Regions from separate parts of the Homo sapiens genome. Here all the other regions are linked to region 2. Evidence: chromatin loops called from intact Hi-C (ENCODE). Cell type or tissue: heart right ventricle. All regions are shown on one strand. Links, peaks and the distances in the headings refer to the core of each region. The heading gives the core; the rest is flanking DNA.

Region 1 (9,970 bases), core at 1,092-9,091, 90 kb after region 2:
ACGGGGTTTTGCTATATTGCCCAGGCTGATCTTGAACTCCGGGGCTCAAGTAGTCCTCCTGCCTTGGCCTCCCAAAGTGCTGCGATTACACACATCAGCCACTGTGTGGGCCCTATACTATGGCTTTTTGATCTGAAACCTCTATTATTATACCCATTTTACTAATACAGACCCAAAGCTCAGGGCAGTAAACACACCTAGGAATTGTTGGGGTTTGAACTCTGGTTTGTCTGAAAATATAGTCTATGTTCTTCATCATCATGCTGTACCTTCTCAATTTTTTTTTTTTTTTTTGAGACGGAGTCTTCCTCTGTGGTAGGCTGGAGTACAGTGGCCTGATCTCAGCTCACTGCAACCTCCGCCTCCTGGGTTCCAGTGATTCCCCAGTCTCAACCTCTAGAGTAGCTGGGATTACAGGCAACTACCAGCACATCCGGCTAATTTTTGTATGTTTTTTTTTTTAGTAGAGATGGGGTTTCGCCATGTTGGCCAGGCTGGTCTTGAACTCCTGACCTCAGGTGATCCACCTGCCTCGGCCTCCCAAAGTACTGGGATTACAGGCATGAGCCATGGCGCCCGGCCTCCTCAAATATTTTTGAATATCTGATAACATCCCTGTAACTTGATCATGTGTTCAGGCAATGAGTCTAAGAAGAGAATATTTAATCAAAAACAATTTTTTTTTTTAATTTTTAGAGATAAAGTTTCACTATGCTGCTCAAACTGGTCTTGAACTCCTGGCCTCCAGCAATCCTCTCATCTTAGCCTCCCAAAATGCTGGGATTACAGAGAAGAGAACATTTAAATATGACTTGTTTTTTTCACCTTCATCATTCCTTAGACAGCTTCTTCCATCTAGAAGTGGAAGAGCAGTATAGAGAAGAGGATATAGTTGTATATAATTTGTCATAAGTATATGACGTATAAGTTATTATTTATACTTATGGTATATATATATGTATCATAAACCACTGGACTCCTCATTCCATCATACATTCCTCTTCCCTTCCAAACATACCAAGCAATTTTTCACACTTATTATGTCATTTAATAGACATAATAGGCCTATAAAGTAGTTTCTAAAATGTCTGTTTCCCAGGTGAAGAAACTCAGCCCTAGAGGACCAAATGATACAACTAATGTCATCAGTGACGGAGCCTGGATGGCCTCAAGCCAATCTGCCTCCAGAGCTCAAGAGCTGAGATATGCCTTTCTCCCTGCACAACCGTGACCTTACACCCTCAACCTGTCATCAGAACTAAGGAAATTCTGTTTTAACCAGGAGAAACAATTATTTGGGTATAGGTTAAATGCATAATTATACATGTATTTTGAGTAGAAGTAGATGGTTTAGAGGTACAAAGATCAAGAATATTTTGGCATAGAGATGAACCAAAAGTTGAGCCTTCTACACTGGCTGATGTCAGCTGAAAGCTGAGCCTAAGGGGATAAAAGGAAGGAAAGACCTACACCTCAATGGCAACTTTTTTTTTTTTTTAAAGAAACAGAGTCTTGCTCTGTCACCCAGACTGGAGTGCAGTGGTTCAATCTTGGCTCACTGCAACCTCCGCCTCCCGGGTTCAGGTGAGTCTCCTGCCTCTCTGCCTCCCAAGTAGCTGGGATTACAGGAGTGCACCACCACACCCTGTTAAGTTTTGTATTTTTAGTAGAGATGGAGTTTCACCATGTTGGCCAGGCTGGTCTCAAACTCCTGACCTCAGGTGATCCACCTGCCTCAGCCTCCCAAAGTGCTGGGATTATAGGCATAAGCCACCACACCCGGCTTAATATTTTATAAACAACAAAAAAAGTTCCTTTGCTTGAATCCAAACATAGTTTTGAGACCATGCGTGGTGGCTCATACCTATAGTCCCACTTTGGGAAGCTGATAGGAAGATCACTTGAGGCCAGGAGCTGGGGACCAGCCTGGGCAACATGGCGAGACCCTGTCTCTACAAAAAGTTAAAAAATTAGCCAGGTGTGGTGTCATGTGCCTGTAGTCCTAGCTATCTGGGATGCTGAAGTGGGAGGATCACGTGGGGGTCGAGGCTGCAGTGAGCCATGATGGCACCACTGCACTCCAGCTTGGGCAACAGAGTAAGACCCTGTCTCAAAAAACAAAGAAATATGGCCAGGTGTGGTGGCTCACGCCTGTAATTCCAGCACTTAGGGAGGCCGAGGGCAATCGGATCACTTGAGGCCAGGAGTTCCATGGCCCATCCTGTTCCATGCCTCATGCAGCTGCATCTATCTGCAATGCCTTTTTTATTTTTTTTTTGTCTCGCTCTATCGCCCAGGCTGGAGTGCAGTGGTGTGATCTCGGCTCACTGCAAGCTCCGCCTCCCGGGTTCACACCATTCTCCTGCCTCAGCCTCCCGAGTAGCTGGGTCTACAGGCACCCACCACCATGCCCAGCTAAATTTTTGTATTTTTAGTGGAGACGGGGTTTCACTGTGTTAGCCAGGATGGTCTCAATCTCCTGACCTGGTGATCCGCCTGCCTCAGCCTCCCAAAGTGCTGGGATTACAGGCGTGAGCCACCGTGCCCGGCCTCTACCTGCAATGCCTTTCTTCCCTCCTCAGCCTCCAATGAGCCTGCTCAAAAGTCAGCTCTGGTCACACGGGAATCCCATCCCAAAACCAGAGTGCATCTTTTACCCCTCGCTCTCACAACACATATGGGTTGAGTATCCCTCATTTGAAATGCTTGAGACCAGAAGTGTTTTGGATTTAAGATTTGGGAATATTTGCATACACATAATGAGATATCTTGGGGATGAGACCCAAGTCTAAACACAAAATTCATTTATGTTTCATATACACCTTATACACATAGCCTATGGCAATTCTATACAAAATTTTTAACAATTTTGTGCAAGAAATAGTTTTGACTGCGACCTATCATATTAGGTCAGGTGTGGAATTTTCCACTTGTGGTGTTACGATGGCACTCAAAAAGTTTCTGATCTTGGCCAGGCATGGTCGCTCACACCTGTAATCCTAGCACTTCGGGAGGCCAAGACGGGTGGATCACCTGAGGTCAGGAGCTCGAGACCAGCCAGGCCAACGTGGCAAAACCCCATCTCTACGAAAAATACAAAAATTACAGGTGGCGCATGCCTGTAATCCCAGCTACTCAGGAGGCTGAGGCAGGAGAATTGCATGAATCCAGGAGGAAGAGGTTGCAGTGAGCTGAGATTGTGCCACTGCCCTGTACCCTGGGCGACAGAGCGAGCCTCCATCTCAAAAAAAAAAAAAAAAAAGTTTCAGATTTTGAATTTTTGAATTAAGGATGCTCAAATTATACTATATTTTATTGAGATCACTGCTTTCCACCTCCCCCAGTATGCTTGGCATTTTCAGGGCAGAGATTTATATCTTACTGTTTATGTATCCCAAGCATCTGGCATGGTACCTCCTACATACGGAGTGACATCAGAATTTTGAAGAATATGGCCAGCACAGTGGCTCACACCTGCAAACCCAGCACTTTGGGAGGCTGAGGCAGGCAGATCACCTGAGGTCAGGAGTTCGAGACCAGCCTGGCCAACATAGTGAAATTTCATCTCTACTAAAAATGCAAAAATTGGCCGGGCATGGTGGCGGGTGCCTGTAATCCCAACTACTCAGGAGGCTAAGGCAGGAGAATCACTTGAACCCAGGAGGCAGAGGTTGCAGTGAGCTGAGATCGGGCCACTACACTCCAGCCTGGGTGACAGAGCAAGACTCCATCTCCAAAAAAAAAAAAAAAAAAAAAAGTTTTAAGAATAAATGAATGTTGTCCACACCTCAATTCTTAAAAGCTTATACTTATGTGTAGCCTCTGCCTATAAGAATTAAGCCTGGGTGTGGTGGCTCACTCCTGTAATGCCAGTACTTTGGGAGGCCAAAGTGGGAGGATTGCTTGAGGCCAGGAGTATGTGACCAGCCTGGGTAATATAGTGAGACCCTGTCTCTACAAAAGAAAACAACAATAATGATAAAATAATACAGATTTTTTTCAAGAAAGTTAATGTTTGTAATGGGTCCCTTAATTTGCACAGAACTTCAAATTAAATTATTCCAATCTTTGGAGTGACCCTCAGGGTATTATTATGACCTTTCCCAGATGAGAGAAACAATAGCCAAAAGTTACACTGTCAAAACTGGTGGAACTGGGATCCTGGCATTTTGGCCCTCCCTTCTCCACTGCAATGCCAGCCCCCGAGATGGCATGTACAAATCTACGTTATCTGTTATTTTTCACATGCTGCCAGCATGTCACAAATCCAGTCTAAATAAAATGTACAACTTCCTCTTGCTACCACAGCTCACCCTCCAGCTAGGATTTCTAATTTGCTGTCACCAACAGTATCCATTCCTGGACTGTGCTCATGCCTTTTCCATAAACCAGGACCATCTCTGGGAATCTGCTCTCCTTCTACCCAAGCCCAAAGCAAGTCTTGGGAAGGGGAAGGTCACAAATCCACCTGTTAGAGAAGGGAGTTTCTAGTTCAAAAAAAGTTCTTCCTCTACATCTCTAGGCATAAGAACCCTATTCCAGTCTCAAGCTACCTCCAAGAAAAGTGGCTCATCCAATTGGCCCTGTTAATTATGCCCAGGAGATGATCCTGGAATTGTGTTTGTGAACATTAAAATCCTAATGAAACGCACTAGGAAGCTTGGCATTTAAAGGATTCCTGCTAGCAATGAGTAAGCCACAGTGAAGATTCCTTCTGGAAGGGGAGTAACTGACCCCAGAGTAATTGTCCTGTTCATCTTATTGATACCTAATGGGTTGACTTAAAGAAGCGCTCACCAGCTCCTACTTCCGGGCCTGGAATTCTTGGAAATGTGGTCTTTCCGGGCTCCCCAATGCTTGGCATTGGAGCCTCGTTTCCTCATTCTGCTTCCCTTTCCTCCTGAAACTGTTTATAGACCTGAGGTCCCGCTTGTGAGCTGAGGAAGGGCTGAGGGCCCTCAGTGAGTTGTCCACCTTTGGGAAAACGAAGACACAGGGTGAGCAAAGCAATGTGCTAAATGACAAATAGTTAAAGATTTGTCTAGATTTCACAATGGCTCTGTGTCTTATATCACTTTCATTTTTATGTCGGAAACAGGATTCAGTGCCTCTTACTCACGGTTGCATCATTGATGACAGAGAGACATTGTGTTTCTTGGCAGAGGCTGGCCCTTACAGATGAACTGGGGAGAGGGGGCTCATGCTGGGCCTGAAACGTACTTTAGGAAGCCTTTTTCTCTCCCCTGTTGGAGACACTTCCTCACATTTCTCTCAACAATGGGTTCTAAGCCCCTCCACCCCTTCCTCAAACTAACAGCCTCATGCACCCCAAACAGGCTCATTCACCCTGAGCAAAGAAGACCCCATCCTACAGTCCCAGTGTTCCTCATCCACACTTCTGGGCCTGCCTCCCTTCTTCCTTTCACCTAAGTCTGCCACCTCCCCATCCATCTGCCCAGGAGCATCACACTAACCAACAACTCCTCTCCCTAAGGTGTCTGCAATCAACTCTTTCCACCAGCCCTTCCTGTCAACATCCAAACATGCCCAGGTTTCTCACACTGAAAAATTAAAAAATAAGTAATCCTTTCACCCGACTTCCCCTCCAGTTATGGCCTTAGCTCTCCCTGCACAGCTTCAAAACTGGCATCAGGCCCATCCTACTCCCAAAACAGTTCTTAACAAGGTCACTGTGATCTTTGGTTGATCAAACCCAGTTGTCAGTCTGGTTTCCTTCCTCCTTCCTCCTTACAGCTGATGCTCACTTCGTCCTCCCGAGCTTTTCTTGCCCACTAACTGCTCCCACAGGTTCCCAGCTTCAGCAGGCTCCTGGCCCCCATGGGCAGGACTGGGAGAAGTTCTCCCTGTAGACAGACCGGCCCTTGAGAAGCCACATTACAGTCTTGAAGGGTCCTATGTTATGGTCATGTGATCTAAAAATTAGTACTTTAATAGAGAAAGACTCCAAGTCCCCATCAATAATAGTTCCTATTTTCCAAAATTCCAGGAATGACTCCAGCCTCCATTAGATGGACGCAATCTTTCTTTAGAAATGCTAAAATTGTGGAGGGCCTTGATCTAGTCAGCTGTTCTGTCTTTACCAGAGATTTGCATATCTCTGGTTTCATCCTAGTTGATAGTTCCTTTCTTAGAAGGCAACCTCATTTAAAGTGGCTAAAATATGCTGTTGCCCTTGGGTATCAACAACAAAGAGTCCTGTAACTGACATGAGACCATCCGCAAGAAGTTCCTGATTCTTCATCTACTGACTAACCCCTGCCCTTGCCCCCTCCTCTGGTTCCTCCTCAGAGGCCTCCTAAAAGCCTTCCCATCCTGTAAGCCCCCAACCCCATTATGCAGTCAGACAGAACTAATGGTTCCCCTCAGCAGTCCCTCCCAGGATTATAAATTTATCATACTCAAGTATTGATTAGTCTTGACATTCTATTAGGGCCATTTAGGGGCTTATTCTCACATTTATTTTCATTTCAAAACAGTGTTAAAAAGCAATCAATAACTGCCTGATACCTAAACAAACACCCAGACTCATTATGTCAATAACCTGGTAAATGTTTTACTTGCTGGTTTCCAGCTGCCATGAGGAAAGATCCTCCCATTTGCCAGATGCTCAAATGGTGCCTGGAAAACAGATCTATAAGGTGCATTATCCTAGGAGGGAGCACTACAGTAAATCAACAATTTCAGGGTTGCTGAATGTTTCATAGCTATTTTTTGTCAGGGAGGGGGGTAAAGGCATGGTGTACTGGAAAAAGCATGGATTAAACTTGGATTCATAATTCACGGTAAGACTGTAATTCTTACTGTGTCACTTACTAGCTCTGTGTAGTCTCTAGAACTCAGTTTCCTCATCTATACGCAATGGTTAATGCAAATAACAGGATGGAGTGGGCACAGTGGCTCACACCTGTAATCCGAGCACTTTGGAAGGCCAAGGCAGGCGGATCACCTGAGGTCAGGAGTTCGAGACCAGCCTGACCAACACGGTGAAATCCCATCTCTACTAAAAATACAAAAATTAGCCAGGCATGATGGTGGGATCCTGTAGTCCCAGCTACTTGGGAGGCTGAGGCAGGAGAATCGCTTGAACCCAGGAGGCAGAGGTTGCAGTGAGGCAAGATCGTGCCGTTGCACTCCAGCCTCAGTGACAAATAACAGGATGGCCTCCCCTGCTAGGGATTGTTAAGGTAAGAGATATGAAAGCCCTTTGTGTGCTGTTAACTTCATGAGCCTTTTGTGAGCTTCAATGCCCTTGCTCAAATGGGCAGCAGAGTTGCTTTTGGCTGGTATCATGGATGATCTGTGATAGAAGAAAAACTGGAACAGCCAATTAAGCAGCTCAACTTTGCCTTGACCCAGCTGGTCACTTTGGACATAGTATGCCTGCATTACTTCACAGGATTCTTTGGAAGACAGTGACATAGGAAACAGCAAATGGTTTCCAAGGGGCAAGCAAGTCTTGGAGCACTCAATAGTATAAGCCCTTTATGAAGAAGCAAATTAAGGACATTTGTTCTTCTTCTGCCTGGGTAATATCAGCCACAGCAACAAGCACTGACAGAAAAGGAAAAAAAGAAAAGAAAAAGAAAAAAAAAAGAGAGAAACAGTGGAGAAACCATGTCTCTACTAAAAATATAAAAATAAGCGGGGTATGGCGGCGCGCTCCTGTAATCCCAGCTACTTGGGAGGCTGAGGCAGGAGAACTGCTTGAACCCGGGAGGCGGAGGTTGCAGCGAGCCAAGATCCCGCCACTGCTCTCCAGCCTGGGCGACAGAGCAAGACTCCGTCTCAAAGGAAAAAAAACATTTAGTCATCTACTGATAATATGAGCCACCCAACCCAACCCTCATGTGCCCAGTCTGGCAGCAGAAGACCCCTGCAGTCTGACCTTGAACTGGTCACTTCAGTTTCCCGTCCTCTTCATCAGTTCAACTAGGGACACTAAGAGAGCCCTCCTTCGGTGGTTATCTTGTCAGCATCAAGTGAGGTAATACATTTGAAAGAATTTGGTAAATAGTATCTGTTTACAAAGCTGTATGCATGTGAATGATCAACATTATTTACAGTAAGTTTGTGAGATAAATACGAAGGAAACCCGATGATAGTCCATTTTTTGGCCCTACTAGGCAAAGGCAGAAATTTCTGTTTAAGCAGAACCGGGGTGGGTGGGGCCTTCCAGTAACTAATGCAGCCCCAGAGAGAGGGTCTTAGATCAGGATCTAGAGCACAACAGCTTTGGTATTTTGGATTTGAGTCCTGCCTACTGTCAGTGACAATTTACATAATCCTAGGCAATTTATTTAATCTGTTTAAGCCTCCGCGTATCTTCTGTAAAATGAGAATAATAATAGCACATACCTCACAGGGTTGTTATGTTGATTATTTGAGATAATGCACTTAAAACAATTTGCACAATGCCGGCTCAGTACAAAGTTAGATGTACTTTGGGTAGGCTGGAGGAGGAAAAAGGGAGTGGATGTATTAACTGGTAATTTAGTTCTGTTTTGCTCCCTGCCATGGCTTGTTCTCACCTAAGGAAGTATTTAAAAATTACACATATTTGCAAGTACTGGAACATCATATGGAAGATGAGAGTTGGTATTGCTACTTATGGTGGAGAGATAGGGAAGTGATTGCTTTTCCTTTATCTTTTGTCACAATGTTGTTTGCACAAAGGATACAGCTTTGTTTTGTTTTGTTTTAATTTAAAACTAAAATACAAGACTTGCCCTGAAATGTAGTAGCAGTTGGCTCTGAAAATGCCTTAAAGTGGGGAAGTCTTTGAAAGGTAGAGACAGAAATCTGTAGCTTGCAGGAAGAGAAGTCAGAAAGATAATATTAAAGTGATACATTCCCATTGCACTTGAAATATGGGCCAGGCACGGTGGCTTACGCCTGTATTACCAGCACTTTGGAAGGCCGAGGCGGGCGGATCACCTGAGGTCGGGAGTTCGAGACCAGCCTGACCACCATGAAGAAACCCCATCTCTACTAAAAATACAAAAATAGCCAGGTGTGGTGGCACATGCCTGTAATCCCAGCTACTTGGGAAGCTGAGGCAGGAGAATTGCTTAAACCCGGGAGGTGGAGGTTGCGGTGAGCCAAGATCGCGCCACTGCACTCCAGCCTGTGCAGCAAGAGTGAAACTCCATCTCAAAACAAAAGAAAAAAGAAAGAAAGAAAACCTATGAACCTCACTGAGGCCTAAAAGTAGTTCCATGAATATAGAAGATACTCAAGGTAGGACTGAGCTGTTGTTACCTTTCGCCTTCCAGTTGCCTTTCCCCCTGCCTCCTGGGCCAGCAAGCATTCTGGTGTCCAGCTCTCCTGGCCTCTCTCAACACTGCCTGCCATGCTCTGCCAGCTACTTCCGTGTTTGCAACTCAGGTCTCTGCTCATGTTATCTACTTCTAAAATACCTTGGCATTCTATCTCATTATCCTTTTTATTTTCTTTTATTTATTTATTTATTTTTTTTTGAGATGAAGTCTGACTCTTGTTGCCCAGGCTGGAGTGCAATGTCACAACCTCGGCTCACTGCAACCTCCGCCTCCTGGGTTCAAGCAATTCTCCTGCCTCAGCCTCCTGAGTACCTGGGATTACAGGCATGCGCCACCACACCCAGCTAATTTTGTATTTTTAGTAGAGACGGGGTTTTTCCATGTTGGTCAGGCTGGTCTCGAACTCCCAACCTCAGGTGATCTGCCCACTTCGGCCTCCCAAAGTGCTAGGATTACAAGTGTGAGCCACAGTGCCCAGCCCCTTTTTATTTTCTTCGTACGTATACACTGTCACACATTATCTCATTTGCTTACATTTTGCTGTGTTTACCCATTTATTTACGTGTTTGCTTTCTTTAGAATACAGTAGCTCCCCCTTATTGGAGGCTTTGCCTTCTTCAGTTTCAGCTACCGGAGGTCAGCAAAGGTCTGAAAATACTAAATGAAATATT
Region 2 (9,970 bases), core at 816-8,815:
GAAGATGCCTGGTAGACTGTGCTCAACAAGTGTGTAGATACATTAAATTGATGCAAAAGTAATTGCAATTTTTTTACTTTTAATGGCAAAAACTGCAATTGCTTTTGTACCAGCCTGATAGCTTTTTTTCCCTTCTCCTCTGCCTCTATGCCCTTACCCTGTCCCACCCCGTCTGTGGAAGCTGGCCTCTTGACCTGGCTGCTTATAGCTGGCCCATGGCCACTAATGGTCACATTAACAACTTATATTTGGCCATGACATCACAAAGCCCTCCTAACATAAGTAGACCCATCTGACATATATCAACATCTTGTGAAGTAGGCATGGCAAGTACTTCATTCATCCCCATTTTACAAATGAGTACATGGAGGCTCAGAGAGGTTACATCACTTGCTAGACCCACTCAGCTAGTAACTGGCTATCAAATGAAGCTATGAAATTTCCCTAAGTTCCAACATGTAGGCAGAAGATGACCCTGATGAGGATGTCCGGCTATGGGTCATCTAGGGGTAACAAGAATGCAAGGGAGATAACTGTCCAAGAAATGTCATTTCTGCCAAAGATCAAACCTAGCTCTGCCTTTGCTGCCAAACAGAATTAAGTGCAGGCAATATGTCTGCCATTCCCCAGGGCTTGTCTCAGGGTTCCTGCCCACCTCACCTTTCCATTGATGTCTGAAACAATGTCATAAAGTTCTTGTTTCTGATTCTCTTCAGGGTCAAACGTGAAAGTGGGAAATAATCTCAAAATCATAATTGCCTGGCTCCAAGACATTTCTTTAGGAGGAAGGAACATTAGGAGGGAGTGAGATCTGCCTGGGTTGTAGGTTGGACCCTCACTCACAGACTGTGCGACACTAGGCTCATACTTAGCCCACTCTGTGCCCCAACTTGGCCACTTGGGGATAAAATAGGTTGGATAAAGTGATGGCTCAGTGTTTCCACCACACCCATCCTAAGAATCCCAGACTCGCCAGGCGTGCTGGCTCATGCCTGTAATCCCAGCACTTGGGAGGCCGAGGCGGGTGGATCACGAGGTCAGGAGATCGAGACCATCCTGGCTAACGCGATGAAACCCTGTCTCCGCTAAAAATACAAAAAAATTAGCCAGGCGTGGTGGCGGGTGCCTGTAGTCCCAGCTACTCGGGAGGCTGAGGCAGGAGAATGGCATGAGCCCGGGAGGCAGAGCTTGCAGTGAGCCGAGATCGTGCCACTGCACTCCAGCCTGGGCGACAGAGCAAGACTGTCTCAAAAAAAAAAAAAAGAATCCCAGACTCCAGCATCTTCGTACCATCAAGATTGTCTAAAATGATAGAGATGGCATAAAGCCAAATCATTGGGATTCATGTCTTTTTATCTCTTCTGCTTCCAAATCCTTGGTCTAGTTGCTTGTTATGGCAATAAGAATGTATTTTTCCTACTTGGTTTTTCCTACATAGCTGTGTTACTCTGAGCAAGTATCTAACCTCTTTGAGTCTCAGTTTTCTCATCTATACAATGGAAATAGTAACAATACGTATATTACTGGGCTGCCAAATGGCTAGATCTGTGTGTGTATGTGTGTCTGTATGTGTGTGTGTGTTCATGAATATACGTTTGGTGGGGTGGGGATGGGGTGGGATCTTTGTATTCAAGTTGACCTGAGCCTGGCTCTCCCACTTCTTGTATCCTTAGCAAAGGATACAAAACCTTTGCTAGTCACCTCCTCTCCTTCAGCCTGTCTCCCTCTCCCTCACCCTCTTGTGGGTTGGGATAATAATGTTAGGCTGATTCAGTGACACAAAGGGAGAAGGAGCTTAGAGTTATACAAATCACTGCATCATCTCATTAAATCAAGTCAGAAGTGAGCTCTGGAGGCTGGGGGTTGGGGGACATGTGCAAGGCCCTAGAGCACTCCATAATCCTGTCAGATAGGCTGTGATTTCCCTAGAGAATGGGTTCTCGGTCCATTCATTCTTTTTTTTCTCTTTTGAGATGGAGTCTAGCTGTGTCACCCAGGCTGGAGTGCGGTGGCACGATCTCAACTCACTGCCACCTCCGCCTCCCGGGTTCAAGTGATTCTCCTGCCTCAGCCTCCTGAGTAGCTGGGATTACAGGTGCCTGCCACCATGCCCGGCTAATTTTTGTACTTTTAGTAGAGACGGGGTTTCACTATGTTGGCTAGGCTGGTCTCGAACTCCTGACCTCAGGTGATCTGCCTGTCTCAGCTTCCCAAAGTGCTGGGATTACAGATGTAAGCCACCAAGCCTGGCTTCATTCATTCTTTTATTCATTCAACAAACATTCACTGAGCCTTTCCATGCATTAGGGCTCTATGTACTCTTAGGACACAAAGTCAAACAAGACCCAATCCCTGTGTGGAGAAGCCCACACTGGAAGGAGCCCTTCCAGTGAAGGAGACAGGCAGGTCAAAAGATCGCTGGAGTCCAACATACACCACTATGGGAGTGTGAGCGGACAGCAAGGCATGGAAGACAGAGGAGGCTGGCTCTGGGTGAAAAACTTGGGAACGCTTTGGAGAAGCAGCAGCACTGTATCTGGGCTTTGAGTGGGAAGAAGTTCACTAGGCAGTGAAGAGAGGAAAAGAACATTCCCGGCAGAGAGGAGGGCAGATCTAAGAGCATGGGGGGCCCAGAGGGCTGTGGGGAGTTCACTGAGGGGACGGGGAGAAGTTTGGTATAAACACATGATGATGGCCAGGCACAGTGGCTCATACCTGTAATCCCAGCACTTTGGGAGGCTGAGGCGGGTTGGTGGATCGAGTGAGGTCAGCAGTTCAAGACCAGCCTGGCCAACATGGTGAAATCCCATCTCTACTAAAAATACAAAAATTAGCCAGGCGTGGTGGCAGGCACCTGTAATCCCAGCTACTCAGGAGGCTGAGGCAGGAGAATCACTTGAACCTGGAAGGTGGAGGCTGCAGTGAGCGGAGATCGCGCCATTGCATTCCAGCCTGGGTGATAGAGCAAGACTCTGTCTCAAAAGGAAAAAAACAAAACAAAACAAAACAAAACAGCAAGGGAGACGCCAAAGTGGCTAGGTGGAGCAGTGGCAGGAGTAGAGACACTTTTACCCAACATAAGGACTAGGAAGAGATGAGGCTGCCCCCTGGGATTGCAAAGCACAAGACAAATATCAGAGATGGAAAATGTCCCCATAAGAAGTGGAAAACAGGCCGGGCACAGTCCATCACGCCTGTAATCCAAGCACTTTGGGAGGCTGAAGTGGGTGGATCACCTGAGGTCGGGAGTTCAAGACTAGCCTGGCCAACATGGAGAAATCCCGTCTCTACTAAAAATACAAAATTGGCCAGGTGCAGTGACGCATGTCTGTAATCCCAGCTACTCGGGAGGCTGAGGCAGGAGAATGGCTTGAACCCGGGAGGCGGAGGATGCGGTAAGCCGAGATCATGTCATTGCACTCCAGCCTGGGCAACAAGAGTGAAAATGTGTCTCAAAAAAAAAGAAGTTGAAAACAGAGCTGTGATCCACTTCTCGGTGAGTGGTATAACCGCAGGTATACTGGATAAAACCAGAAAGTATGCTTGGCTCAAATTACTACAGCTTAGGAGTGTCAAGCATTGAGGGGAACTAAATCACCACAAGATTTATGAGTGTGCAGGGGAGGGAGGAGGGTTCAGGTTGGGGGACATTGTTCTCACCATAAGCAGCAGTGAAGGAAACCAAGTCTTTGGAACCAGTCATATTCCTCCAAGGTTGTACAAACTCAGCCTTGATATGACCTTTTCTGGGGTCTCAGGAAGAAAGAAAAAAAAAAAAAGTGCCTTCATGGTAAAGAGGTATCAGACCAATTAATAAGGCAGATTTGAAAGCTTCTGAAATGCACCTGAGCAAGAAGTCAGGTGTTGAGTTCACCTGCTCTACAGACAAGAAAAATGCTTTTTCGGTTCCTATTTAGATAAAGCTGGACATAAATCATTCTTTGAAAAGCTGTCTTGGGTGCCTTTCTTGGTGGGGGCTTAAGCCCTTTCCAAACATTGCCTCATTAATCCTGGCAGACACGAAGAGAAAAAGGCTTGACAGACATCACTTTTGATGTCACTGAACAGATGTCACTGAGTAACTGGCCTCCAACTTTAAGACACACGCAAGTTCCTGCTGGATGTGGTACAAGATCCTCCCTGCTCACTGGCTGTTAGCTACCCTGCCCTGTGGCCTGGAGGAGGGAGGGTGTGTGTGTGTGTGTGTGTGTGTGTGTATACACATACGTGTAAGTACTTTTAGTCTTAATTATACTATGAACAGAAAATGGGGCAACAGCCACTAGTGTTACTAGCTGGGTGGCTGGGATATATTTTACCAGGAAATCTATATTCTCTTCTGAAACGGCCAGATTTTTGCAAGCATTTTCCCCATCTCAGGGTGGGTGGGCTGTTGTCCTTGGTAAATGCTTTTTGTTTATTTCCAGCCCTTCCAACATGTTGGCGAATTATTGCAATATGAACTTCTAATCCGAAAAGGGGGGTGAGGAAGGGCACTGAGAAGAAGAGAAAGTTATAACAAACTCAAGCGACTGACACCCCAGTTTTACTTGTCCCTTTGGACTTGTTTAGGAGTTGGGTCCTGTTTGGTGTTTCAAAGGAGGGAAAAGATATAAAAGTACAAGGTGCCTTAGAAATGGAAATCTTCTGATGTGGCCTCTTCTTTTCTTTTTAATAAAGAAGGTTAAAGAAAAAAACGAAGAGAGAGAAGACAGGGAGAAGACAGAGAGACAGTGACAGCCAGAGAAACAGAAAGAGAAAAAGTTGGGGGTGGGGGGGGGGGCGCAAGAGGGAGAAGAGGAAAGACAGGAAAAGAAAAGGAAAAGAAAAAGAGGAAAGAAAGAAGAAAAGAAACAAAAAGAAGAGAGAGAAAGGAAAGAAAGAGAAAGAGAGAAAGAGAGAAAGCGAGAAAGCGAGGAAGAGAGGAGAGGGCGAGTGCCCCGAGGGAGTCGGGCAAAAGCGAAATCCCGGCTTCCTACCCGGGACAGCGGGAGAGCCGAGTTTTCCGCAGCGGCCGCGGGCTCGGAGCTTTTAAGGGTTTCTAATCCTGGAAGGCTGTCTGACATCACCCCGTTTCTTGTCGGCTGATGTTTCGTACAAGCCTCTCATTTCCTCAGTGTTTTCAGAGCCACCAATTACTGCAACAGTCTCGTGTTTATGTTTGCGCGCGCTCTCCTGCCTCGCTGGCCCTCCGCCTGGGAGGCTGCGCTTCCCTCCGACGCGCGGAGCCCAGAGGGGGTGGGTCGGGGGAGCGGGGAGGGGGGAATCTGGATCAGGCATTGAAGAAAAAGGGAGGGGTCCCCCTTAATTTTTTTTCATTGACTTCAGCACCATGTGATCAGGAAGTCTGGCCTCCCTCCATTTCCCCTCCCGACTAAAGGGAAACATTGTGTAGCAGCCGCCTGGGCCACCGGTGGGATGGCCTTCGCTGCCTGACGTAGGGAGATAAAAATAACCGGCATATTTAAGGCAGGATCAGGAATCCCGGCGCTCACACGCGGCCTGGTCAGTTCCCGAGGCCGCCCGGCAGGCAGCGCAGCCTGCGGGGAGGCCCCGCGCTCGACTGTGCGCGCCCCACCGCAGGCAGTGCTAGGGCGTACGACCGGACCCCGACCCTGACCCCGACCTTGACCTCGGGACCCAGGCCGACTCAGGCCTGGCTGAGCCTCCCAGATTCCCCAGGGAGGCCGAGCAAGACCGGCCCGAGGCAGTCTGGCTCAGGCTCGCTGGGCTGGGGCTGGGCCTGGGTTCTCTGTCCGGCCTCCCGGGAGACGAGAAGGAAGGATGCCGTGGCAAAGGGAGGGTAGTGCGAAGTTTGATGCCGAGGGGGGTTACAGAGCCTCTGTCTCAAGAGAAGGCGCACAAGGTGCCACCAAAAAAGCCACTTGTTTCTAGCCAGGCCCCCAACTCAGACCCACCACTGTGTGCACAAACTCTCAAATCAAATCTGCCTTCTCTATCCCCACTTTGCCTTCCAACTGCACATTGCAAAGATTTGCAAACATGTGGCAGGGCTGGAAATAAACAAGAAGCATTTAGCAGGCAAAAGGCACTGATGTGTTTCCACATTCATGCTCTCCTTGAAACCTCAACCCACACTACACAGGAAGTTCTGTTATCCTTATCTTACACAATGGGAAACTGAGGCTCGGGGAGATGGAGCCACACATGGGCAATGCTTTCCCTACCACCTCAGTGGCCTCTCGAAACTGCATGACATTGGCACATTGCTTTATCATTCTGGAAACCCCCTACCCTCTCTTCTTCCTCCTCCCTAAATAAAATTATTACCAAGCAAAAACAATGATGGTGAGCTTTCACTGACCTATGAAATCTCAGGTTTGCCCTAGCCCTGGGGCACAAAGAAGTTTTCACATCCATTTAATAATGGGAAATCTCCCTGCCTTCTGATGTCTAAAGTAACAAGATGTTTCAAAATTCCTGGCAGCTTTTCACCTAAAAACCAGATGTGCTGATGAAAAATGAACAGACATTCACCGCTAATCCAGAGATAGCAAATACCTATTTATCTGGGTAGAAGAGGCAAAGAACTTCCATTTTGGGAGATTTGGGAATTTAACCATCTATGGGGATGGAGACCCCGGAGTCTGGCAAGATTTTTCTGAATCTAAGCACCCAGCACAATGCCTAAGACTGAAAATACTCAATCCATAATTGTTGGATTGAGTGAATGGGGGGTGGGGGTGGGTTGTGGAAGGTGATAAGCAGCACTTAAAAACACATTGGGATGAGGTATGCTGGTCATATCTTTAGTGATCATATAAGCATGATCTCATTTAGTCCTTATAACTACCCTAGTCTGCAGGTATCATTATCATCCCTGCCTTGTATGTAGGGAAACTGTAGTGCAGAGAAAAACTGCCCAAGGTAACACAGCTGGGTGCTGGAATTTGAACGCATGCAATCTGACTGCAGTAGCCAAGTTCTTCACCACTAGACTAAATCCAAAGAGTTGTGCCATGAGATGTCAGAGAAAGGGACCTGTTATTTACTAAGCACCTCTTTTGACTCAAGCTCCATGCTTACTACTGGAGAGGCGGGTCAGACACCACAGGATCCAGGCTCTCAAAGAGGTGACTCCGGAAGCAAGACTGGACTTCAGACTCCTTGAAAGCAGCCCTAGTTCTCATTCACCTCTATCTTGCCAAACATCAACTATCACAAATGTCTGTTGAATCGTTCCCCCTGAGAGAAACCTTCTTTGACCACCACCAACCGCAGCATTTTAGATCTCCTTCCTGTTTCCACATTAGATATGGCACATGCCTGCCTTAAAGCGCTTGTCACCCAGCATCTGAGCTTTTTACTTACCTGCCTGCTCTCCCACTGGTCTAGGAGCACCTTGAAGGCAAAAATGGTGTCTAGATCAGTATAGACTCCAGAGCATGGCGGCCACTCACTAAATGTTTGCTAAATTATGAATGAATGCATATGAGACCTTCACTAGCCTCCAGTACAATGTAGGCCTCCTATCACCACAAAACCCGGTTTTCTCTATCTCAGCACCCTCTTCTGTTGCCTCACAGAATTTGTCACAGTTTGTAATTTAATCTGTTTTTCTTTTCCTCCCACGAACCCACGAATGCAGGAACTGCCTCGCTTATGCCTGCCACCATAGCATTCCCAACATGTATTAAAGTGCCTCACACATTGCTGGCACTCAGTAAATACTTGTACAATGAATGAGTGAGTGAATGAATGAATGAATGAATCAACAATAACTATTCCAAAGCCAGTCATAACTGAGCGAAGCCACTTGAAATAATGCCATTACCCAGATTGTATTCATAAAGTGAGGGCCTTTTGTTTGGTGACCACGTCAAATCTAAGTCTCATCCATATTGATGATAAAAAAGACTTAAAAGGGGGGTTATTGAATGAGGCCCTTCTTCTCACACAATGTGGGCTGCAGTGACCACTATAGTTAGAGCTGCACACAGACTCCCTTTATGCCCCTCTGTTTTCATTAGCTCAGGGAACTTGCCAAAGAGTGATCCTTTTGCGCTGAAATTTTCCATGCTGGGTCTTGGCAAAAGGTGAATTTTGGGGAAAAGTTTGAATAAAATCCCTTCAGCCATTTTTTTTCTTCAGTTTGATGAAGATGAAAAAAATACATTTTTTTCTGGCTTTTAATTGAAGACATTTTTAGGACACAGGAAACTCAAATTGAATTGAACTTTGAAAACCTGAAAGTCATATCTAATCCCGTCTGAGGAAACTGTGGAGCTCATCTTGGGCTCATTTTTTTTTAATTTAATAATAATTTTAAAAACTAAAAAGGAATTGAAAAATCTCTTTGCAGCCTTAGCAATCTTGACATGCTTTCTCCAACTTGAGCTACATAAGTCTTTCTGTGATTCTAGCAAATCATAGAAGCTCAGAGCTGTTTAGAAGTGATTTTAAAACTTGAATTTCAGCTCCCATGCCATGACAGATCATATTTTTTCCCTCTTGCCTTTGTCTCAAGAAACTTCTTCACAATGTACCAGGAATATGTGATTTAAACCATAGCCTCAGAAAATAACAAAGCTGAGGTTCCTGGAATGAAAGGACTACTTCTTCAAAGCCAAATATACAACTTGCTTTCCAAAACTTTCTTAGATAAATGCTAACCAAAACATTTTATCTTGCATTGGATTTGGATTTTCTCAGTACTCATGTCAGTACCACATTCTTGCTCCCTTTTTTTTTGGGGGGGGGTGCGGGGGGATGGGGTCCCACTCTGTCGCCCCGGGCTGGAGTGCAGTGGTGCGATCTCGGCTCACTGCAACCTCTGCCTCCCGGGTTCCAGCAATTCTTCTGCCTCAGCCTCCCGAGTAGCTGGGACTACAGGCATGCGCCACCATGCCCAGCTGATTTTTGTATTTTTAGTAGAGACGGGGTTTCATCATATTGGCCAGGCTGGCCTCGAACTCCTGACCTTGTGATCCGCCCACCTCGGCCTCCCAAAGTGCTGGGATTACAGGCGTGAGCCACTGCGCCCGGCCAGATTCTTGCTTTCTTATTCACTGGAAACTACCTCACGCTAGTCATATAGTTCTTGCCACAGAATTATTTGCAAAAACCAGTGCTAGGCTGGAAAGTCAGAAACACTTGGATTTGATTCCCTGTGCTGATGTTTACCAGGCAAAGACCTTAACCCCTCTAAGACTCAGTTTGTTCACCTGTAAAACAGGGATAATAATACTGACTCAACAATTGTTGCAATGGTTAATTTAGGCTAAATGCTACCCCCACAACCCACCAGACCCCCACATAGTGCCTGGTACAAAGTGAGTGCTCAATAAATGGCAGTGTCCTTCTAACCCTCCTCTGTCAACTCTTTATTCACACTTATCCTATCTTTACATTAGCTGGTTGGCACGTCATGTCTTCAGCTTCTCTGTTCCTCCTGGTGTCTAGCCGGTCTGAGGCACATAGTAGACACAGTCAGAACAGAAGCAAGGGAGGGTTGCTGTGCGTTTCCACTTAGGCTGTATATTTTCCGAGATAGCAGCAAATGTCTTATCTTTAACTCCTCACTGTCTCTCTCTCTCCTGCTAGAATGATCCTTTCCACCTTTGTAAATCCAGGATGCAGCTAGGTGAATGAGCGCATGGGTGAATGAACCGGCAAATGCCTCCCATTTCCTCACATGACCTGAAGCCTGAACATTGGCTTTAATTTTCAAGCAAGTTTCATTTTAACTCAGGCATTGTCTGAGAGCCAGGATTTCTTTGGAATGCTCATTTACCTTGATGGTTGTGTATTCAAAACCCACCACAGCTCAAATGATCTTATTTACATGCAGTTCTATTTAGCAGTGAACAGGCAGGGGACCTTCCATCACAGTCCAGTCCTTTGTTGGGACAAAAACTGCCCCTATTCGAATTTCCACTGTGCTGACATACCACCGCTCCAAAAGAGGAAAGTCCTAAGGAATCAAAAAGAAAAAGAGAGGGAGGGAAGG
Region 3 (9,970 bases), core at 658-8,657, 100 kb before region 2:
GCCCGCCACTACGCCCAGCTAATTTTTTGTATTTTTAGTAGAGACGGGGTTTCACTGTGTTAGCCTTGATGGTCTCGATCTCCTGACCTCATGATCCACCCGCCTTGGCCTCCCAAAGTGCTGGGATTACAGGCGTGAGGCCACCGTGCCCGGCCATAAAAATAAATTGGAACAAATAATAATAAATAGGCTGGGCTTGGTGGCTCATGCCTGACATCCCAGCATTTTGGGAAGCCAAGCCGGGCGGATCACTTGAGGTCAAGAGTTCGAGACCAGCCTGGCTAACATGGTGAAACCCCGTCTCTACTAAAAAATATAAAAAATTAGCCAGGTGCTATGTCTCATGCCTGTAATCCCAGCTACACGGGAGGCTGAGGCATGAGAATCCCTTGAACCCGGGAGGTGGAGGTAGCAGTGAGCTGAGATTGGGCCACTGCACCCCAGCCTGGTCCCAAATAGATAAACAAATAAGTAAATACTAAAAAATAATGGTTAGCACAGTGCCAGCACGTAGTAAGCACACAATACATGATATTATTATCTGTATTAATTGATAGGATAACTCCCTGACACATGCGACTCTATCAGAACTGCAAGCTCATTCCATGTTCTTGCCTCACACACTCCCAAAGGTCTCAGGGACCACACAGATTCCAGGCCCATGTAGTGCCCCCTCCCAGAGCTCCATATTTTGAGAAGGAAAGAACTGCCAAAGAAAAATCCAACTGCATGCTTTTCCTATCAAAGAGAAAAACAAAAAAATGCAAAACACTTGCCGGAACACACCAGTTTTCTTCCCAGAACTTCTTAAAATTCTATGGGCCTTTCCGTCATATTCCTGGCCTATGCCTGCCACCAGGATATTTCCCGGCAGATATCGCTGGTGCCCCCAACCAGGCTCCAAGGAGAAGGAAAGGAAGGTCCTGCCAGGTACAGACGTGCCCAAGGCAGAGCTGCGCTCATCTTCTGGGCCTCATTGGCCTGCAGGGAAGGCAGAGCAGGCTTTGGGCTGCATCCAGAGTTCTCAGGAAGAAGCCCTGTTCATCTCCAGAACAGGAGACGTAAGGCTTTCCCACCACCCTGGGCATCCTGCCACCCTGCTCCTCTGGAGAGAGAAGCTCCTATGATCAACCAGAGCACCCATCGCTTCCCATGCCTCCTGGCCTTGTTCTGCTTTCTCATCTGGGAAAAGCCAAGGCTTTGTGCAAAACCCTCTTTGTGCCCTGGGGAGGGGCACTTAATCCTCACAGTGCAGCAGGAAGAGGGTGCTGGACCCACTGCTGGAGCTCCCTAAGGGCAGGGGCTGCTCAGACTCATCACTGCATGATGGGAGCTGACAGCAACCCTCCTAGCACAAATGAGGTGCTTTGAAAATGGTAGCTGCTTGAGCAGCTTATCAAGTTCTGGAGCAGTTAGATGGAAGCAGAAGAGATTGGCCCTCAGTAAGTAGCAACTGGCACCAGGCACTGTATTTTCTCATTTAATTCTCATGCTAACCCTGGAGCTATGTCTTCATAGCTCCACTTCGTAGACAAGTAAATTGAGGCTTAGAAATAACTTGATCCAAGTTGCAGGAGTAGAAAGTGGCAGCGCTGGAATGAAACCAGGTTTTTCTGACCCCAAGCCTCTTTCCCATGACAGCCCCTGCCTCTCTGGAAAGGGAGATCTGGGTCTCCGTGTTGACAAGCCTGCGGCCTGCAGACCTTGCCCACAGCACTATGCCAGGCATGGGGAGGGGGACTGAGTTCTGACCAGGAAGGCAACGCAGGGAGAAAATGCAGAATGAGGACAACAGCAAGTGGCATCGAGGAGCTGGGAGCAGGGAGGCGCAGAGGGCACGGCACAAATGTGATCTGTGAATCTGTGCAAAAGGGCTTTGGACATCCAGGCCACACAAATGCCAGGCACTAACTCCCCTCACCTCTTTGGAAGTCAGGAAGACTCTACACAGGAGGGACCTCTGAAATCCAGATAAATTGAGGGAGTAAAGGAATAATAACAAAAATCAGAGCTGCCATTGATAAATTACCTATGCCGTCCAGATATTCCACTAGGTACTGTAAATACATCATTGCATTTAATTCTCACAACTCCAAGAGGTGAGAGTTATGATTCCCATTTTACACTTGAGAAAATTGGGGCTCAGGTCAGGTCACTGACCCATAGCTGGCAAGTGGCAGAGTCAGAATTTGCACTCACATTTGACTGATTCCAGTGACTGCCCTATTCATAAGCCCCAAAGGCTACAGATACCGGCAGATTATGCACATGAGGAAAGCAGGGTGGGCTTAATAGGAAGAGGTGGAGAGAGCAGAAAACCCCAGAGCATGTGCTTCATCTAAAGGGGCAGCTGCTCCTCAGCTTCAGCCAATTCTTGCCATTTGAGAATGTGGATCCAGTGTGGCCAGATCTTTCCATGTCAAGATAAGCCAGAAATCATTTATATTTCTGGGTGTAAAATCTGATTTTTAAATACTGGAGAATAATGTTTAAATTGTTTAAACACATAGAAAACTAAACAAGTCCTGTCTGAAAGACAGATATGGCCTCAGGTCAACATTTTGCAATCTCTGTTCCGCAATGTGGGGTGGCAGAGGGCACCCCATCCCTAGAGATGTCAAGCATATTCTGAACAACAGACCCCAGGGGATGGTGGAGAAGCAACTGGAGGGGATGCTGCTGAGGACGGACCTGGTAACCTTTAAGATTCCTTCAAAGGTTTGAGACCAGCCTGGCCAACATGGTGAAACCCTGTCTGTACTAAAAAAATTAAAAAATTAGCCAGATATGGTGGCGGGCACCTGTAATCCCAGCTTCTTGGGAGGCTGAGACTTGAGACTCACTTGAACCTGGGAGGCGGAGGTTGCAGTGAGCCAAGATCACCCCACTGCACTCCAGCATGGGGCTACAAAGTGAGACTCTGTCTTAAAAAAAAAAAAAAAAAAAAAAAGATTCCTCCAAAGCTTGAGACTGCATGAATCCAGGAATTGGCAGAGTGGAGATGGGCGGGATCCCTAAGCAAGGCAAACACTATGAGCAGAGGCGTGGAGCCAGGAACAGTCCTTTTGTCTTCATTCACTCCCTATTCTGAAAGCCTTCATGTCTTCCCCCTGTCTCCTCATTTTGGTGATGGCTCTGCCCTAAATCCCTGGCCTAACCATCAGTTGCAATGGCTCCAGGGAAAGGCACCCTCACCGCTTCCTAGACCTGCCTCCAGATCTCTCTCCACCTGCCTCAGCCCTGCCTCTCCTCTCTGAGCCACCTCTCCAAACTCTCATCTTATGTGTAATTTTAGCTACCCAACCCAGGTGACCCAGACGATGGTGGCCTGCCATTTGTCTTTTCTCTTCCAGATAATCCACATGCCCCAAATATTTATTCCCCAAGTACTCATTGCACCCCCACTATCCGTAGAGCTCTGTGCTAGGCATGTAGGGTGCCGCTGGGAACAAGACAGATGCCATTGTCTAGTCCAGTGCTGGCCATGCGGGGACTGCTCAGCAAAGACTTTTGCTAAATGGAAACAAGTGATGATAAAGTGGAAAGACTTTTGACCTCCCCCATCTCTCTGGCTTCAAGACCCTGCATCTCTTCACCCTACAGACACCCAGTCCTGTCGATCCTACTTCCTTACTATCTCTCCCAGGCATTCAAGGAGGCACAGTGGGGAAAAGCCCTGAGGACCCGAGAAGAAGGTAGTTACAGGTGGCATCTTTTCTTTTTTTTTTTTAATGTTCTCACTCCCCCACCCACCATGGCAAAGGTCCCACTTGCAGACACACTCCTCCTGAAGTTGGAAGCTGGCCTTGCCTCTGCCATGGCAGGCAGCCCTGAGTCAGCTGCCAGGACCTGGGGTGGAGTACAAATAGCCCCAGGCCCCTTCAGGCAGACCAAGAGCCAGCAACTCACCCCCTGGGCACCCAGCCAGGCTTCCTTCAAGCCAGGGCCTGAGCACATGGACCCTAATCGGCGAAACCCCCCACCCTTCCTTTGCAAACACCCTTGTGGTCAGCTCAGGGCGGGCCGACAGGCAGAGCTGATCTCCCCCGTGCTCCCTGAAAGCCTCCACACTGAAGGAGCTGGCGCAGGACCGCTCAACCCCGGCCAAGAGCAGCCCGGCCATCTGAGAAGGGCTGGGAGCTGCCCTCTGGACAAGGAGCGGAGCTCCGGGATCTGAATAGGACGCTGACTCTGGTGGACTCCCGCCTGCATGTCCTCCAGTCCTCTGCTCAAAGGCCTGCTCCCACCTACTGCGATTACACACATACACCCCAGCACTCCTGTTTATGCCCCTTATCATGCTTTATTTTTTTATAGGATTAAAAAAAATTTTGTTTTGCCATTTGGCATATCATAATGTATATTATTCATTTGTGGGAAATTCACTAGGATGAAAGTTCTATGAGGACAGCAATCTTTTTGTTCTATTCCCTACTATATCCCATTTCTAGCTGCTAATAGGTGCTCAGTAAACATTTGAAGGAGGAGGAAGGAAAAGAAGGAAGAAAGGGAGGGTGGGAGGGAGAATCTTTAGAGAGGGTAGGTCTGGTTAGCCTTCTTCTCTTCCCGGCTGGCATCTCTCCTTCAGAACTACCCCAGACTGGTGGCCTTATAACCTTTTGGAGAAATGACTTTAGCAGCCACTTTTTAAACTTCCATTTATCCCATTTATCTGGGGCTCACTCTGTGTCAGGCAGTACAGATAGATGATCTCACTTGATCTTCTCAACAACTCTGAGGTCTGTGTCATTGCTTTGACTCAGGCTTTCTCAACCTCAGCCCTAGTGACAATCGAAGCCGACAGGTCCCTATTGTGGAGGGCTGTGCTGTGCATTGCAGGACATGTGGCAGCATCCCTGGCCCCAACCCACCAGATACCACCAGTACCCTTACTCCTAGTGTGACAACCAAAAATGTCTCCAGACATTGCTAAGTGTCCCTTGGGGTGGCAGGCAAAATTGCTTCATTTGAGAACCTCTGTGTTAACTCCACAAAGGGGGAAACAGGCTCAGAGAAGCTAAGGAAGTTGCTGGAGGCCATGACAGAGGAAGGAATCCCACCTAGGTCTGCCTTGCTTCAAAGCCAGCGTTCCCTCCGTTCTGCCAGGCCATCCTCCCTCGGCAGGCAGGGCTCACGGTCCAGGGAACTGTTACTGAGAGGCCTCTGCCCAGCCTCTGCCCAGCCCCTGCCTGTGTCCCAACGACGACAGAGCAAGGCCCCTGACGTGCGAGAAGAGCCTTCCCCAGCAGCCGCCGCTGAGTTTAAGGCCAAGCAGCTTGAAAAACACTTACTCATACCCTGGCCATGACGGGGAAACATCACGAATGATAAATCATATCTCTTAATTATCTGTGATTTCTGAGGCCGGCCAAAATTTCCTTTTCATGACAAATATTTGCTCTGAGATTTCTTTTCCCCTGAAAAAGAGAAGCAATGCAAGGAGATCCCTGGGGCTGGTCTCCCAAGTGGGAATCCCAGCATCTCTGATCAGCCCTCTTGTCCCACCCAAGCTGTCTGGAGCTAGGTTCCTGCCTGGGCATGCCTCTTCCCTCCACGCTCCAAGTAGTAAAATCCCCAGGTTTCTGTTTTGTTTTGTGTTTTTCGTTTTCTTGGAAGGGTGCCTGAATTGGAGATGTTTACTCACTTAAATGAGACCTATTTGAAATTACTCTGAGGGCGGGAGGAAGACAGAAAATAAAAGGGCATAGGGCCCAGGGTGAAAAGGCCAGGGTTCGAGTCAACTTGAAACTGCTGCAGGAAAATTTACCCCACTAGTCTAGCACCTCTTGGCATGATAAGGAGAGTGCCCAGTCTTCTCAGCCCCCATAACTTCTGGCCCTTCACCCTGCGGGGCTCCTTCTAGCTTCATCTTCCCCACTCTTCCCTTAGGGTGAGCCCCTTTACTAGCTTTTAAATACGATTTTTCACAGGTTTTTGTCTTTGCAGTGAATGCTTTTCCCTATTTTCTGCCCATAAAACTCCTATTCCTCTTCCGTAACCCAATATAAATGTCCCTTTCTTTGCCAATCCTTGCCCCACCCCGGGTAGAATTCATCTCTCCCTCTCCATGATTCCTCAGTAGTTTACACAGACATCAGTTTTACTTGGTTTATACTCTCTTGGAGATATGCATGTACCAGGCCTCTGGAGTCCAGGGGAAAAGCTGAGTGGGCGACCAGAGCAAGCCAACCGCCACTGGAGACAGAAAAAGACATTCAGGTTTTTTCGCTCCAGGGCTTTCCTGTCCACCCAGCTTGGTTTTCCCTGGTCCACTAACATGTATGACTGTCCTGGGCGCATCTGCTAGAACAAATTGCAGAGGAGCTTTGCAGCAGTCAGAAACTCTGATCCTATTTTGTTCTACATTCTGAAGCAGGTGACATGGGCCACCACATTCTTCTCTCTTTTCCTTCCTTCCTTCCTTTCTTCCTTTTCTTTCTTTTCTTTTCTTTTCTTTTTTTTTTTTTTTTGGCAGAGTCTTGCTCTGTTGCCCAGGCTGGAGTACAGTGGCATGATCTCAGATCACTATAGCCTCAACCTCCTGGGCCCAAGCAATCCTCCCACCTCAGCCTCCTGAGTAGCTAGGACTGCAGCCATGCACCACCATTCTCAGTTATTTTTTAATTTTTGTAGAAATGGGGTTTTGCTATGTTGCCCAGGCTGCTCTCAAACTTCTGAGCTCAAGGGATCCTCCTGCCTCAGCCCCTCAAAGTGCTGGGATTACAGCCACGCACCACCATGTCAGCCAGGCCACCACCACTTTCTATGAGAATATTCTGGGTTCTGGTTACACTCACGTGCCATTGTCATGAAGCTAGGCTCATTGAAGGCACTTGACCATAGTCCATCTCAATCTCTCTCCTCTTGGCATAAAAATATGGAGTGAGCAGAGTGGGGTGCCTGGTCCTGGCTGAAAGAAAGCAGAGAGCTGATATCCATCTCTGCAGGTCAGCCTCCCACTACAAATTCACAGCCACCCTACTGACTACCCACGAGCTCTGCTGAGACTCAAGGATGCTTCTCTTCTGCTCCAGTCCTAGTGATGAGGGAAGAGCAGGTCAAAAGGCCTGCCTCAGCCACCCAGAGCCAGCTCCTGCCCTTCAACAAATCCTGAAGTGCCACAGCTTATACCCAGAGAGTACCATCATACTTCCTTTGACTTGCACTGCCAATGAGAACCAGCATCTGTGGTCCCTTGCAGAAGCTGGGTTGCAGTTGGTCTGCAGAGCTCTGCTTGGCAGGCAGGCATGATGTGCGTCTGCTGGAGGTAGCACAGTGAGGCACCCTTACTCCATTATCTCCCCAATGTCCTGAGTTTATAAAACAGCAAATAGATCTGGAATGTCACCCCAGTACAATCATTCAGAAAGTGGCTTCAGGACCCACCCAGGGATTACCAGACTGTTATGTTTTAATTAACGGCAGGAGATGAGACCAAGGATGAGGGTGGGTCAGTAACTTAAGGATAGGCAGCAGCAAGCATTCAATGTGAAAGTTAGGAGTTTGGTTGTTAATTCTTTAGACAGTTTGCAGCCAGAAGCAAATTCTGACCTGTCTCAGAAGCTCACCCAGCCGCAAGTGGAAGACACACTTCCAAGGGGGCAATGCTGGAAGCCAGGAGGTAAGAGAAGGGCTGTTGCTGCTGCCATTAGGAGAACTGCCAGAGCCTGAGTTGCTGAACTGCAGAAACTGGGAGGAAGGAGCAAATTCAAAAAGCCTGAAATCCATAAAATCAACAGGACTTGGTCATTTATTAGACTGGTGGTTAAACAGAAAGAGTCATCAAGATGGGTGCCCAGGATTAGGTAACTAGGTGGGTGGTGATAGCATTAGCCAGGGCAAGGAATCAAGCACACAGGACCATTTGTTGGAGACAGAGGAGGTGGGGAGGACAACAGAGAGGTCAAGCATGTTGCTTTGGGTCTATTGAGTTAAAGGCCCCTGGCAACATCCAAGTGAATATGAATGTATGGGCCTAACCTCAGGGAAGAAGTTGAGGATGAAAATACAGCATAGAAGTTGTTAAATCTATAGAAAAAGATGCATCTGCCTAAGGAGAGTGTATGGATACAGAAAAGAGGAGACCTGCAACAGAGCCCTGTGAACTTGCAGCCAGTCAAGAAAGTCAAGAGAAGAGCGAATCATGCAGAGAAGAAAAGACACTCAGCAAGGTAAGAGGCAGAGGTAGGAGACAAGGTGGGATTCTCATTAGAACTGAGTTAAAAGCAGCCAGTACAGCACCTGGCACATACAAGGTGTCCTCAATATTGGCAATTTTCTACCCAACTGGCAGGAATGTGAACAATAGTAACCGTCATTGAGTTATTGAACTCTTTTTTGTTTTCTTTTTTGTGACAGGGTCTTGCTCTGTCATCCCGGCTGGAGTGCAGTGGTGCAAACAGGTCTCACTACAGCCTCTACTTTCTGGGCTCAAGAGATCCTCCTACCTCAGCCTCCCAAGTAGCTGGGACCACAGGTGCATGCCAGCATGCTTAGCTAATTTTTTTATTTTTTATAGAGATGGGAGTCTCACGATGTTCCCCAGGCTGTCTCAAACTCCTGTGCTCGAACAATCCTCCCCACCTTGGCCTCCCAAAGTGCTGGGATTACAGGTGTGAGCCACCGTGCCCAGCCGTATAGAACTCTTACAAGGCCAAATACTAAGCATTTTCCCTGAATAGCTTATGCATCCTTCATAGCCTATTACTGTTATGCCTATTTTCAAGATAAAAGGAATGAAGCACAAAGACGTTCATAAGTGTAGGTAACACCCTAGTCTATAGATGGAGAAGCCGAGCCCAGGGTGACAATGCACAGTTCATTTCAGATAAGTGGCCTCTGAGCACATGGTAAAGAAGCAAGCACAGTCCGCAGGCCCAAACCCCTGCTCCACCTACCAGTTGCTGCTGCCTCTGCAGATTTTCTCCGGCCCTGCTGGGGCGTCCAGAGCACTCAGCACCAAACTGTACAGCACATCTTGACTCCAAGTCAAAGGGCCTAAAAAAAAAAAAAAAAAAAGCCTCCAAGATCTCCTGGCTGCCAAATTGTGATTGCAAAACTACTGATGATTTAACTGTAAATGAATCTGAAACATACGGACTGAATTTCTCTTGAACTACGCATTAAAATGCTCGTTTGATGAAAATAAAGGCCCTGTTGAAAAATTGTAAAGAAAAAAAGAAGGAAAAAACAAGGTGGTAAATATGTGAGATTCAAGGGGGTATGGAAAGTGAGGAGCTGGCAGAGAGAGAACACTTTTGACATCCCCTAAGTGCAAGGCAAGTGAGAGATTTTACAAGGGGACTGTGAATTTCTTCTGCCTCTCCAAGGGGATACAGCTTTGCTGGCCCTGACAGCCATGTGGGGGTGTCCAATGACTGCTGAGGTATGGCAGCTTAAGAAAGAGGAAACTCTATATACGAGATGCTTATGTGCGTCTGTGTGTGTGTATCTGTGTGTGTGTGTGCAGGTAACTGGAAAAGCTGGAAAAGGAGAAATATATATATACATATATATACATATATACATATATATACAGTGTGTGTGTACGTGTGTATATATCTATTTATATGAACCATCTTCGCTGTATTTAGATATAAAGATATATAAATATATTTAGGAGCTGGAAATACATAGATATATAGATATCTTGAGAAATAACCATTCTATGTATAAAATTTAAAGTGATAAATGTAAATATTATACTTACTTTATGTACAAATAATGTCAAGCTTAGATGTTTCATATATTCAGAATATGCATATTCTAGAAATATCTATGTTAAATATATACGCTAAGTATATATCTTTAAAATATATGTAATATATCTAGTTAAATATATCCATGTGTATTCCAAAACCCCAAAAGGAAGGACAATGTGCAGGAGAGCAATGGGTGCTCACAACCCTGACCTAGCTCCAATCTGATTCCCTGGTTGCTGGGAAAAAGCCAAAAATCACTGTTGGTATTT

The links. Peaks named below come from ENCODE experiments on the same cell type or tissue, not always from the same donor. Only the 100,000 strongest peaks of a DNase experiment are listed, where the experiment ranks them.
Region 1: a loop joins it to region 2, with 18 times the contacts of the local background. A loop is called at or near these places in 5 of 110 quality-filtered maps.
Region 3: a loop joins it to region 2, with 2.9 times the contacts of the local background. A loop is called at or near these places in 27 of 110 quality-filtered maps.

What each region holds. Positions count from the first base shown.
Region 1 is chr9:107,543,664-107,553,633 of GRCh38, reverse strand. No RefSeq gene overlaps it. Among named protein-coding and RNA genes, the nearest start is that of KLF4, 59 kb to the right of the region's middle. In heart right ventricle, for the core only: no CTCF peak of the experiment used is centred there; a DNase peak (open chromatin) is centred at 5,216; H3K27ac peaks cover 1,864 bases.
Region 2 is chr9:107,633,248-107,643,217 of GRCh38, reverse strand. The region is part of intron 8 of LOC105376205 (a long non-coding RNA gene); the gene reads right to left. Among named protein-coding and RNA genes, the nearest start is that of KLF4, 150 kb to the right of the region's middle. RefSeq lists enhancers at 5,108-5,656, 5,657-6,205. In heart right ventricle, for the core only: a CTCF peak has its summit at 5,522; DNase peaks (open chromatin) are centred at 4,167 and 5,247; H3K4me3 peaks cover 1,753 bases; H3K27ac peaks cover 3,244 bases.
Region 3 is chr9:107,733,820-107,743,789 of GRCh38, reverse strand. LOC105376208 (a long non-coding RNA gene) reads right to left here and starts at 8,991. Exons shown (of 7, transcript XR_930229.2): 1 at 8,898-8,991. It overlaps LOC124902242 (a long non-coding RNA gene), which reads left to right and starts at 9,308. Exons shown (of 2, transcript XR_007061719.1): 1 at 9,308-9,385. RefSeq lists enhancers at 3,965-4,465, 4,595-5,094, 5,095-5,596. In heart right ventricle, for the core only: no CTCF peak of the experiment used is centred there; DNase peaks (open chromatin) are centred at 3,029, 3,392, 4,039 and 5,189; H3K27ac peaks cover 3,653 bases.